Regions from separate parts of the Homo sapiens genome. Here region 1 is linked to region 2. A link is an interaction called in ENCODE POLR2A ChIA-PET data of the cell type or tissue named here. Cell type or tissue: MCF 10A. All regions are shown on one strand. Links, peaks and the distances in the headings refer to the core of each region. The heading gives the core; the rest is flanking DNA.

Region 1 (5,388 bases), core at 128-5,127, 210 kb after region 2:
CATTAATTGTTCTGCAGTCACTAATCTTTCTGTCAGATTTGCATGTTCTGGACTTGTCATATAAAGAGAATCATACAATATGTAGCATTTTGTGTCTGGCTTACTTTACTTAACATTTTTGAGGTCCATGCATGTGTAGCATGTATTGGTACTTAATTTTCTTTTCTTGCCAGATAAAATTCCATTGTGTAGATAGATATACCGTGTTTTGCTTATTCATTCATCAGTTGATGGACACTTGAGTTATTTCCACTTTTTGGCATTTATGAATAGTGCTGTTATGAACATTCATGTACAAGTTGTTGTGTGGACACATTTTCATTTGTCTTGGTAGAATTACTGGGTCATATAGTAACTCTATGGTTTCACTTTTTGAGGAACTGCCAGATAGTCTTCCAAAGTGGCTGCATCATTTTACATTCCCACCAGCAGTATATGAGAGATTTACTCTTCTATTCAGATGCTTCCTATCTGCTAGCTATGGGACCCTGTGCCAAGTGTACGTAACTTAAGAACACCTCCATTTATTGTCTGTAAAATAGGGATAGTGATAATATCTACTTTGCGGGGTTGTTGTGAAAAATAAATGAAGTGATGTGTGCTAATATTCTTGGTACAAAGTCCTCAATAGTTCCCCCTCCTTCTTTTTTTTTTTTTTTCCTCGAGACAGGGTCAAGCAGTCCTCCCACCTCAGCCTCCTGAGCAGCTAGGACTACAGGCATACGCCACCACACCAGCTAATTTTTGTGTTGAGACAAGATATTGCCATGTTGCCCAGGCTGGTCTGGGCTCAAGTGATCCACATGCCTCGGCCTCCCAAAGTGCTGGGATTACAGGCATGAGCCACAGCACCTGGCCTAGTTCCCTTCCTTCTGTCTGTAGTATTTGATTGTCAACTTTTATTCTCTAATAGGGAGATAAAGATGAAATTGTAACTTTATATTAACACTAAGTGATTCATACGCATAGCTGGTGCTGAATAAACACTTTTCGTGGATAACTGAAAACAGCAATAGAACTTATATTGTTTTAACACCAAAATAAATGTATTTCTTTCTCCCTGGTATGGAACTAATACCTGAGACTATAAGAAGAGAAAGCATAGAAATAAGTCAGCTTTTTTGTTTGTCTGGAATTTTCAGATTTTTCTGAAAACATTTTTTATTTCCCCACATTTTAAGAGTTTCAAACATATAGAATTAAAAGAATATTCTAGTGATCACCCATATGCATACCATCTAGATTCAACAATTGGTAATTTTTGCATGTTTGCTTTATCTATGTGTGTGTGTCTTTTGCTAAGCTATTTTAGAGAGCTACAGACATCAACACACTTCACTCCTGAATACTCCAAGCTGCTGCTTCTAAAAATTTTACCAATTACCGTTACCGCACCTAAGAAAATGGAGTATAGTTCTCTACATCCTCTACTGCCCAGTCAATACTCAGATTTTTCTCAGTTCACCTCAAAATATCTCTAAAGAAGATCCAATCTGACAAGCCAGCTTTGCTTTTCATCAATCTGAGCACCTGTGACTGTTTAGAATCACTAACATCAGCAGAAACAAATTATATTTTTGCTGTTGTTTTCAGATTTTAGCTCAACTGGCACCTCTGTTCTATCCAGCTACTTTCTTTGCCTTGGTTCTGATTAAGCCTGAGGTAGGGAGTAGTGCAAAACTGTGTGTTGTTGTTTATGTGTGATGATATTCAACTAAATAAAATGGACATTGATTGTCATAGACATTTGTTAGCTACCTCCTCGCTATTCTTCTCCTCTTCTTCTTTCTAATACCAACTTGAACCTTGAATAAACAGGTGGTCTGTTGGCCATTGACCAGGAATGGGCTCCACCAGTTTATCCTTTCTCCCTTAGTGCTTAGTCCAGGGAAGGACCCGTGAGCCACATTGGGCCAATCAGAGGTAGGACTAAACATCAGAGGTTTTGACTGAGCTATGGGAAGAGCAAAGTTTCTCTTTTCTGCTAGACCTAAAAAAGGAAACCTGTAATCCCAGGAATTTACTGGCAGCTATCTGGGATACAAAAGGAAAGAACCAACTGAAGATTTAGCCAACAGAAGAAAGAGAACCTGAGACAAAAAAGAAACCAGGACCTGGTCACAGTGTAAGAGCTCTAAGCCTTATCTGAAGCCAGCATGCTGACCTCCTCACTCTTTAATTTATATTACCCAATAGATTACCTTTTTTGGCTTAAGCCAGTTTGGGTTGTGTTTTTGATTATTTACAGTTAAGAGTCCCAAGGCATTCAATCCTTATAATTTGCTTGTCACCCATCCCTGAGTATAATATGCTGCTATGAACATAAGGAGGTAACTAATAATAATAATGTTAAGTACATAAAAACACAATTGTACAGCTCCACATACTATTATGAAATACAACCATTTAACCACTATCCAGAAATATAAGCTTGTCCACATCCCAGAAGACCCTCACATGCCCTTTCATTCACAGCTGTCTCACTAGCCCCAAAGGTAATCATTTTCCTGACTTTAATGTAGTCACTTTCTTTTCTTTCTTTGACCACCTAACTATGAATTCCTGAAAACTGTAGTCTAGTTCTGCCTGTTCTTGAATGCTATATAAATTGCATAAAATAATCAAGTATTAGATTTTTTTTTCCTTTTTTTTTTCTTTTTTGAGATAGAGCCTCTCTCTGTCACCCAGGCTTGAGTGCAGTGGCACAATCTCGGCTCACTGCAACCTCTGCCTACTGGGTTCACACGATTCTTCTGCCTCAGCTTCCTGAGTAGCTGGGATTACAGGCATGCACCACCATGCCCAGCTAGTTTTTGTATTTTTAGTAGAGACAGGGTTTCACCATTTTGGTGGCCTTGGACCCCTGGCCTCAAATGACCCATCCACCTCAGCCTCCCAAAGTGCTGGGATTACAGGCATGAGCCACCATGCCCAGCCTAGATATTCTTTTGTGACTAGCTTTTTCTCCTTAACATTGTGAGATTCAATTACGTTCTCGTGAGGCTACAGTTATTTCATTTTCATTGCAGTATAGAATTGTCCTATGAATAGAATATGATTTAATCATCCTAGTACTTATGAACATTGAATTTATGAACATTAAAGTTTCATTTTGGAGCCATAGGTATGGTGAATCATGCTGCTGTCAACATTTTTGCACTTGCCTTCCTGGTCACCACCTGTACATATTTCCCTTGAATTGCTGGGCCACAGGGCTACGTATCTTCAACTTTCTTAGGTAACTCCAAACTGTTTTTCAAGGTGATTGCAGCACCTTACTTGCCTAATAGCAATCTGGGTCCTGTTGCCCTGTCTCCCAGCCTATGATTGGTATTGTCAGACTTTTAATTTTAACCATTCTAGTGGGGTTTTTAACTTGCATTTCCCTAATTGCCAATAAGGTTGAGTACTTTTTCGTATTTTGGGGGCCTTTTTAGATTTCCTTTTTGATGAATTGCTCAAGTCTTTTCCCCAGTTTTCCCTTACGTTGTCCTTTGCTTATTGTTTTCTTTTGTAATTCTTTGCATATTATGAATGCAAGTCCTTTGTCAATTATGTGTCAAGCAAAATGTTCTGTTATGTAGCTTCCCTTTTTAGTCTCAAAATGATGTCTTTTGAGGAAGGTAAATTTTTAGTTTAAATTTAATATTTTTTATTTGTAATGCTTGTTTTAAACCTGTTTTTTCTGTGCTCCACAGCACCATCTCTGTCATAAATTGAGTGTGCATATCTGAATAGATCTGTTTCTGAACTTTCTATTCTATCCCACTGGTTTCTTTGTTTATCCTTGTGCTGACACCAGACTGCTCCAGTGACTCTAAGAAGCTGATATGTGGTAAAGCACATCTTCCCACTTGGTTTTCTTTGTTTTGTTTTGTTTTCGGGAGGATCTTGGTTCTTTGCATTTCCTTATCAATTTTGGAATCAGCTTGTTGAGTTTCCCAAGATCGTGCTGAGGTTTTTAGTTTCCACGTAGATATTTTACATATCTCTTGTTACATTAATTCCTCCATGCCTGGTATTTTTTTATGCGATTGCTAATGGTAATTTACTTTTTTTTTTTTTTTTTTTTGAAGAGGAGTCTCCCTCTTTCATCCAGGCTGGAGCTCAGTGGCACAGTCTTGGCTCACCATAACCTCTGCCTCCCAGGTTCAAGCGATTCTCCTGCCTCAGCCTCCCAAGTAGCTGGGATTATAGTTGCCCACTGCCATGTCCAGCTAATTTTTGTATTTTTAGTAGAGATGGGGTTTCACCATGTTATCCAGGCTGGTCTCAAACTCCTGACCTCAAGTAATCCCCCCATCTCAGCCTCCCAAAGTGCTGGGATTACAGGTGTGAGCCACCCCACAGGCCGGAAATTTGCATTTTATTGTATGTTAGGCTTTGAGGATGTAACAGTAAATCTCAAGAGTCTCTGACCCCAAGACCTTCCAATGTCTTAGAGTGGGGGCAGACACATAAATGATGTGGGTTGGTTATCACAGATATACAAAGTGGTGTGGGTTAGTTGTGATAGAGGTGAGAAAATGTTACCATGAAAATGCAAATAGTGTGAAGTGGGTGGGATTAGCCCATTTGTGGGTTCTTGAGGGGATGGGGAGAGATATTCTGAGTGTTGAAAAATGCATAGGAGTCAGCTGAACGGGTGCTGACTCACACCTATAATCCCAGCACTTTGGGAGGCCAAGGTGGGTGGATCACCTGAGGTCAGGAGTTCAAGACCAGCCTGACCACCATGGTGAAACCCTGTGTCTACTGAAAATACAAAAATTAGCTGGGCGTGGCCGGGCATGGTGGCTCACGCCTGTAATCCCAGTACTTTGGGAGGCCAAGGTGGGTGGATCACCTGAGGTCAGGAGTTTGAGACCAGCCTGACCAACATGGCGAAAACCCATCTCTACTAAAAAAAAATAAAAATATTAGCCAGACATGGTGGCATGCACCTGTAGTCCCTCCCAACTATTCAGGAGTCTGAGGTGGGACGATGGCTTCAGCCCAGGAGGCGGAGGTTGCAGTGAGCCGAGATCACGCCACTGCATTCCAGCCTGCACAAAAAAGCCAGACCCAGTCTCAAAAAAAGAAAAAAAAATCTTCAAACAACCCATGGAGAGTCAACAGCTTCTCACAATAGTTGATCAGTTATAAAAAGCCAGCTAGCTTCTACCAGTTAAGATACCAGTAACAGTGGTGCCAATTGTTCAGATTATATGAAATTACAACTCCTATGTGTTATATATTCTATAATGTGAAGCAACTTGTGCACCCTGCAAACCAGGGTCCCTTGTAAATCACTGCATGGAGTAGTTTCATGGAGTAATAGGAGAATCAGTGATATTGTGGGTCCTCTTTTATCAATTATGTCACTTACCGCTGCGTATCCATATATTC
Region 2 (5,388 bases), core at 334-5,333:
ATGCTGCAGCCTGAAACACTGGCAATTCCTAAGAGTGTATAATGCCCCAAAAACAGAAAATGTGACCAATAGTTGTTCCAAGCAACGGAGACATAACTTCAAAAGCATTAGTACTTATAATTAGTTTCCATAAAAATCCCAAATTTTCTTCACTTCAACCAAGACAGGTTTCTTCTTTAAGACAAACTACTTTCGAATAAGTTGTTAAGTCTTTTAGAGAACTCCTTACATCCAGTTAAAGGATCTGTCTTCAAATCTTTTTCTCTCTCTTGGCTAAGCGGGAACATGAGATGTTTTCAGTTAGAGAACAGAAAGCTTTCCAAGCATTTGTGAGAAATTGGTGGGTTTTGCCTCTTAAAATGCTGTAACTATACACAAATATTTTAAATCTATTCCAAGTGGCAAGTTTTCAGGATTATAAACAGAGAACTGATCAGTGTGTTCCAATGTTGACATGGTAAAAATGAAAACTAAGTTCAGCAGTTGCTGATGGTCTCAAAATTATGCTATCCACTGATCCGTAGTGTATTTTTTTCTTTCTTCTTTGAAATGAAGCACAAAGATTCAATAAGAAATAAAAACCTACTGACATTTTAACGAAGCCTCTATCCACCATTACAGACAGACATACATATAGAAAAATAAGCATTAAAACTTTATTGTAAGAATAATGGTATCCAACTCTTTTCCTACTGTTCACTTTTTCTGCTGTTTTGCTACAGAAAGCTGTTGATACATCCATCACTGGCATTTTTGAGAGACAGTATTGTGTGGAGCAGCAGTTCTCAAATGTGCTCCTGCAGAAATCTGAATGTCTCTGAGTCTCTTTTATGGGCCATGGGGTGAAAACTATTTTCCTTATAATACTACTGACCTGACATTTGTGCTGAAGGTGCAAAAGCAATGATAGATGAAGCAATTCATGCCTTGTGAAAATCATGGCAATCATGCCAAACCGTACTCACTAATCATTGTATTCTTCTCCATCACACACTTGCAGTACAGACACACACACACACAAACACAAAGCATCAAAGCCACTTCATTTAAGAATGTTGTTGAAGTAATAAAACTACTAATTTTATTAAACTTTTTTAAATATTAAATTTTATTAAATCTTGACCCTCCTTACATCTTCGTAGTATTCTTTGAGATAAAATGATAAAATGAGTAATACAGATAAAGCTTTTCACTGCATACCAAAAAGTACAATGGTCATGTCCAGATAAAGCATTTGTGCAACTGTCTGAGTTGCAAGCTGAAGTAGTTATTTTCTGTTTTGTTTTGATTTTTCCATAGAACAGCATTTTTACTTGAAAATACAACTGACAAACTATGGCTTTTCAAACTTGTGTATTGCAAACATTTTCTCAAAAAGTAAGACTGTCACTTCAAAGAAAACTATTGACAGCAGGTGTTGCCAATAATAAAATTCACCTTTCAAGTAAAAATTAGAATTTTGGAAAACCTGGGTCCACAACTATGAGATTGGCAGCTCTCCAATACCTTTTCTGATGAGATCAATGGTGATATTAATGAACATAAATCGTTGATATTGTCTAACAAAGTATGTCACATAACTCAATGAACATAACTCAGTGAACCAATATTTTTCAAATGACCAATGAGTGATGTTACAAAATGATGATGGGTAAAAGACCTATTCATAGTGAAAGATATACCAATGTATTTTAATGTAAGGAGTTAAAAAATTCATTGATATTGTTTCAGGTATCACACAACTAACTTTTGAGAAACTTGTTAAGTTTTGGTGTGGTATCAAAGAAGAATAGTCACAGCTATCTGAAAAATAACAATTAAAATACTCCTCTTTTTTTCCAACTATATATATTTATGAAGCTGGGTTTCCTTCATATACTTTAATCAAAATGACATCCAGGAACAGAATGTAGAAGCAAATATGAGAATACTGTATTCTATTAAAAGTCAGACAATGTAAAAATGTAAAACCATGCCATTCTTCTAACTAAATGTTTTTGTTTCAGAACATGGAGTTATTTTATCATTATAAACTGTGTTTATGTTAACATGTGATGGGGTTGCTATTGTTATTTTTAAATGAGTAAGAAAGAAATTTTTTTTAATTTCTCATTTTAATTTATAAGACAGTAAATATGGATAGACATAAGCCACATCCACAAAATTTCTTTAAATCTTCAACAATTTTTAAAAGTGTAAAGGAGTCTGAGGCCAAAAGATTTCAAAATCACTGGTCTAGCATTGAAGAGACTGGAATCTGTAGTTAAGAAAGATCCACAAATTATGACTCAACCATTCACTGACTGTGTGACCCCTGGTGCAAATCATTTCATCCCTCTGAGCCTCAGTTTGCTTATCTGTAAAAGAAACGATATTCCCCCACCTCACAAGGCTGTTATGAGTCCTTAACACATACTAACCCCCTCTAATAATTGCTAGCTTCTGATATTACCTTCATCTTGTCCTTTTTGGCCAACTTATTAAGTTGACACTAAAGTTGTTTAGATTTTTAAGGAGAGGATAAAGTGCCCTCCCCAAAACAGATGAAGGTTCCTCCTCTCAGGGGCTATAGGACCACATAGCTGTTAAGCCTGAGTCACAGTTCACCACAATATTGTTTGATACAGTGATTTCACCAGGGCTTAGTTAATCTCCTTACCAACCTGTTCCTCAGGAGAGTGGGAGCTAAACATGGGAGAAAATTCTATCATTTCCTGAGGCCACCAAAGTATTTTTCATTATCACCCGTGTGTGTGTGTTTGTGTGTGTGTGTGCCTGCGTGCACGCATGTGTGTATGTGTTTAAGCTATGGTGGGTGCTCAGAGTAGCATAAAACCAATTACTTCTAATTCAATTTTGTAATGGTTGCAGGGTTCCAATACAGTTGTTGTACATAATCTCTGAAACTTTTTGCCATGATCTTAGGGAAAGACAACAGCCCAGTAGAATAAGGTGAGAAATAAAAGAAACCACCCTCCCCCAAGCCTTTTTTTTTTTTTTTTCATTTTCCATTTACTCTTCAAGTCCTGTGGGATAGGTACACAAAGTACAAAAATAATCATTTCTCAATTTTCCCCTATTACTTTTTCCATAATTTGAAAACATAAAGCTCTTTCCACTGGCTGCCTTTCTAATTCTCCTTTCTATTCCTATTCCAGTGCAAAAGTATTTTGCCAATGAAAGTGCTATAAACAGCCATGCCCTCACTGAAAAAGGCAATATGCCGTTAGCCTGACATATACCTCGCTTTTCCGCTCATTGTCAACACAGTGATTGATGGTGTAGTTCATTAATGTGAGACGATTGTCAGCTTTTCCTGAATAAATATAAAAAGAAACAAAGAAATCTCCACCCTTTTCAAGCCAGAGTGAATTATTTCCTATTTTCCAGGCTTATGTTTAAAAATCCATAGGGCATTCATCTTACAGTAAATAATGAACATACCCTTTAATGGAAGAAATTTTAGTTTGAGTTCAAGGCTGACATAGTTTTTATATATATAGAAAAGGAGGAAGGAGTGCTATTCAAAGGATGAAGCCATATAGGCACCTAAAATTGTACTTGAAAGCAGTACTTCATCTTTAGTATACATAGTCATGTAAAATGTAAGAAATTATCACCTTTGGAAATCTGTAAAGTAAAAAGGATCTGTCATGTGCTAAACTAAAATGTAACAAGAATCATAAGGAAAGAAAGCAATAGAGTGGATGGAGAGCTAGAGGACTAATTTGCAGCTGTGTAGGAAAGTTGATTAAAATCGGTGCACATCAAAAGGAAGTTTTGTGAAAATAATCAAAACAGATTTTCCTTTCGATCACTCTTTACTCATGATGCAAGTTTGGGATGCTTCTACTGCCAGATACATTTATATATATAAGCTCAAGAAAGGTAAGATCTTGGTTCCATTTGCCCTTTTATCAAGGGTTATTGCTGCTGTGACTTTTCTCTGCACTGGCATCTTTATCTTTCTGTCTGTTTGAACTGCTTTAATTGGCTCTTTGCTAACTCTGTTAGTCACAAGATCAACAAACATCACTGGGTGTGTCTTGCTTTTAGCTTTGGTGTACAAAAAGCAACAGCCGAAACAAAAACATCCCCATACATATGGCACCCACAAGCTGATGAACATGCAGTGTCTCACTCTGGGCATTCTGTTCCTGTACAGATTTTCTTGGGTGGTAATGTGCTAATGACAATAATAATTTATTCTGAAGATGTGCTAAATTTCTTGAGTTGAATTGTGAAGTATTTTGAATACCACTAGAAGGCACAGGAAACACAACTGCAGGAAAAAAAAAAAAAAACTGGCATTCTGCCACCACTTGAAGATTTAATCTGATTGTAATAGAAGGTGATTATTGAGGACTAACCAGAAGACCTTGGATGATTTCCTCTTAAAATGACAGCTTGCCTGTGTATTGTGCATTCTTAGAGCACATATGCACGGATCTGTTTTCAGAATGTTCTAATTCTTAGCAATATAGGCAGAGGGACTCAAAGCGTGACAACAGCTTACATTCATTGAGGACTGAGCACATGCCCACAAGCCATGTGCTCAAACTTCATGAATCTCACCTGGCTCAATCCACACTTCAGCTCTAGTAGGTGTGATCTATCACTGCTCCCGTTCTAAAGATGAGGAAGATGGAGCTAAGATTACACAAGTGGCTCCTTTGAGATCATGGATGAGTAAGTGGTGTAGTCAGGGTTCTCACCCAGCCCTGCCTGACTGCAAAGCCAGAACTGTGAGACACTAAAATGTTGGGAGAATTTCTATCAAGGAAAATGGCAATCATCATTTGGCTTTAAAATGCTTCTCAGTGGGCTGGGCACAGTGCCTCACAGCTGAAATCCCAGCACATTGGGAGGCCAAGGTGGGCGGATCACTTGAAGTTGGAAGTTTGAGACCAGCCTGGGCAACATGGTGAAACCCCGTCTCTACTAAAAATACAAAAATTAGCCAGGCATGGTGGCAGGTGCCTGTAATCCCAGCTACTTAGGAGGCTGAGGCAGGAGAATCACTTGAACCCAAAGGCAGAGGTTGCAGTGATCCAAGATCACACCACTGCTCTCCCGCCTGGGTGACAAGAGCGAGACTCCATCTCCAAAAAAAAAAAAAAAAACTGCTTCTCAGTGATATCAAATTTGAGGTCTCATTTCCTCCTCACTCTGACTATATTAAGTCAGCAAAGCACATACTATTATGTTCCTTTTACAGATAAGAAAAACAAAGTCCAGGGAGGCTACAGGACTATCTTAAGGTTCAACAGCTCTGACTTACAGGACCTGGGACCAGAATTCGGGTCTTTCCAGAACACTATCATTTTGCTATAAAGTAGCAAACCAAAAAGACAGAGAGGTAGTAGGTAGGTAGGTAGGTAGGTAGGT

Evidence for each region. Peaks named below come from ENCODE experiments on the same cell type or tissue, not always from the same donor. Only the 100,000 strongest peaks of a DNase experiment are listed, where the experiment ranks them.
Region 1: POLR2A ChIA-PET joins it to region 2 with 6 read pairs; 2 of 35 experiments call an interaction of 5 or more read pairs at or near these places.

Annotation. Positions count from the first base shown.
Region 1 is chr5:159,212,896-159,218,283 of GRCh38, forward strand. No RefSeq gene overlaps it. Among named protein-coding and RNA genes, the nearest start is that of RNF145, 6.0 kb to the left of the region's middle. In MCF 10A, for the core only: no CTCF peak of the experiment used is centred there; no DNase peak of the experiment used is centred there.
Region 2 is chr5:158,999,172-159,004,559 of GRCh38, forward strand. The region is part of intron 6 of EBF1 (EBF transcription factor 1); the gene reads right to left. Among named protein-coding and RNA genes, the nearest start is that of EBF1, 98 kb to the right of the region's middle. In MCF 10A, for the core only: no CTCF peak of the experiment used is centred there; DNase peaks (open chromatin) are centred at 2,270, 4,050 and 4,680.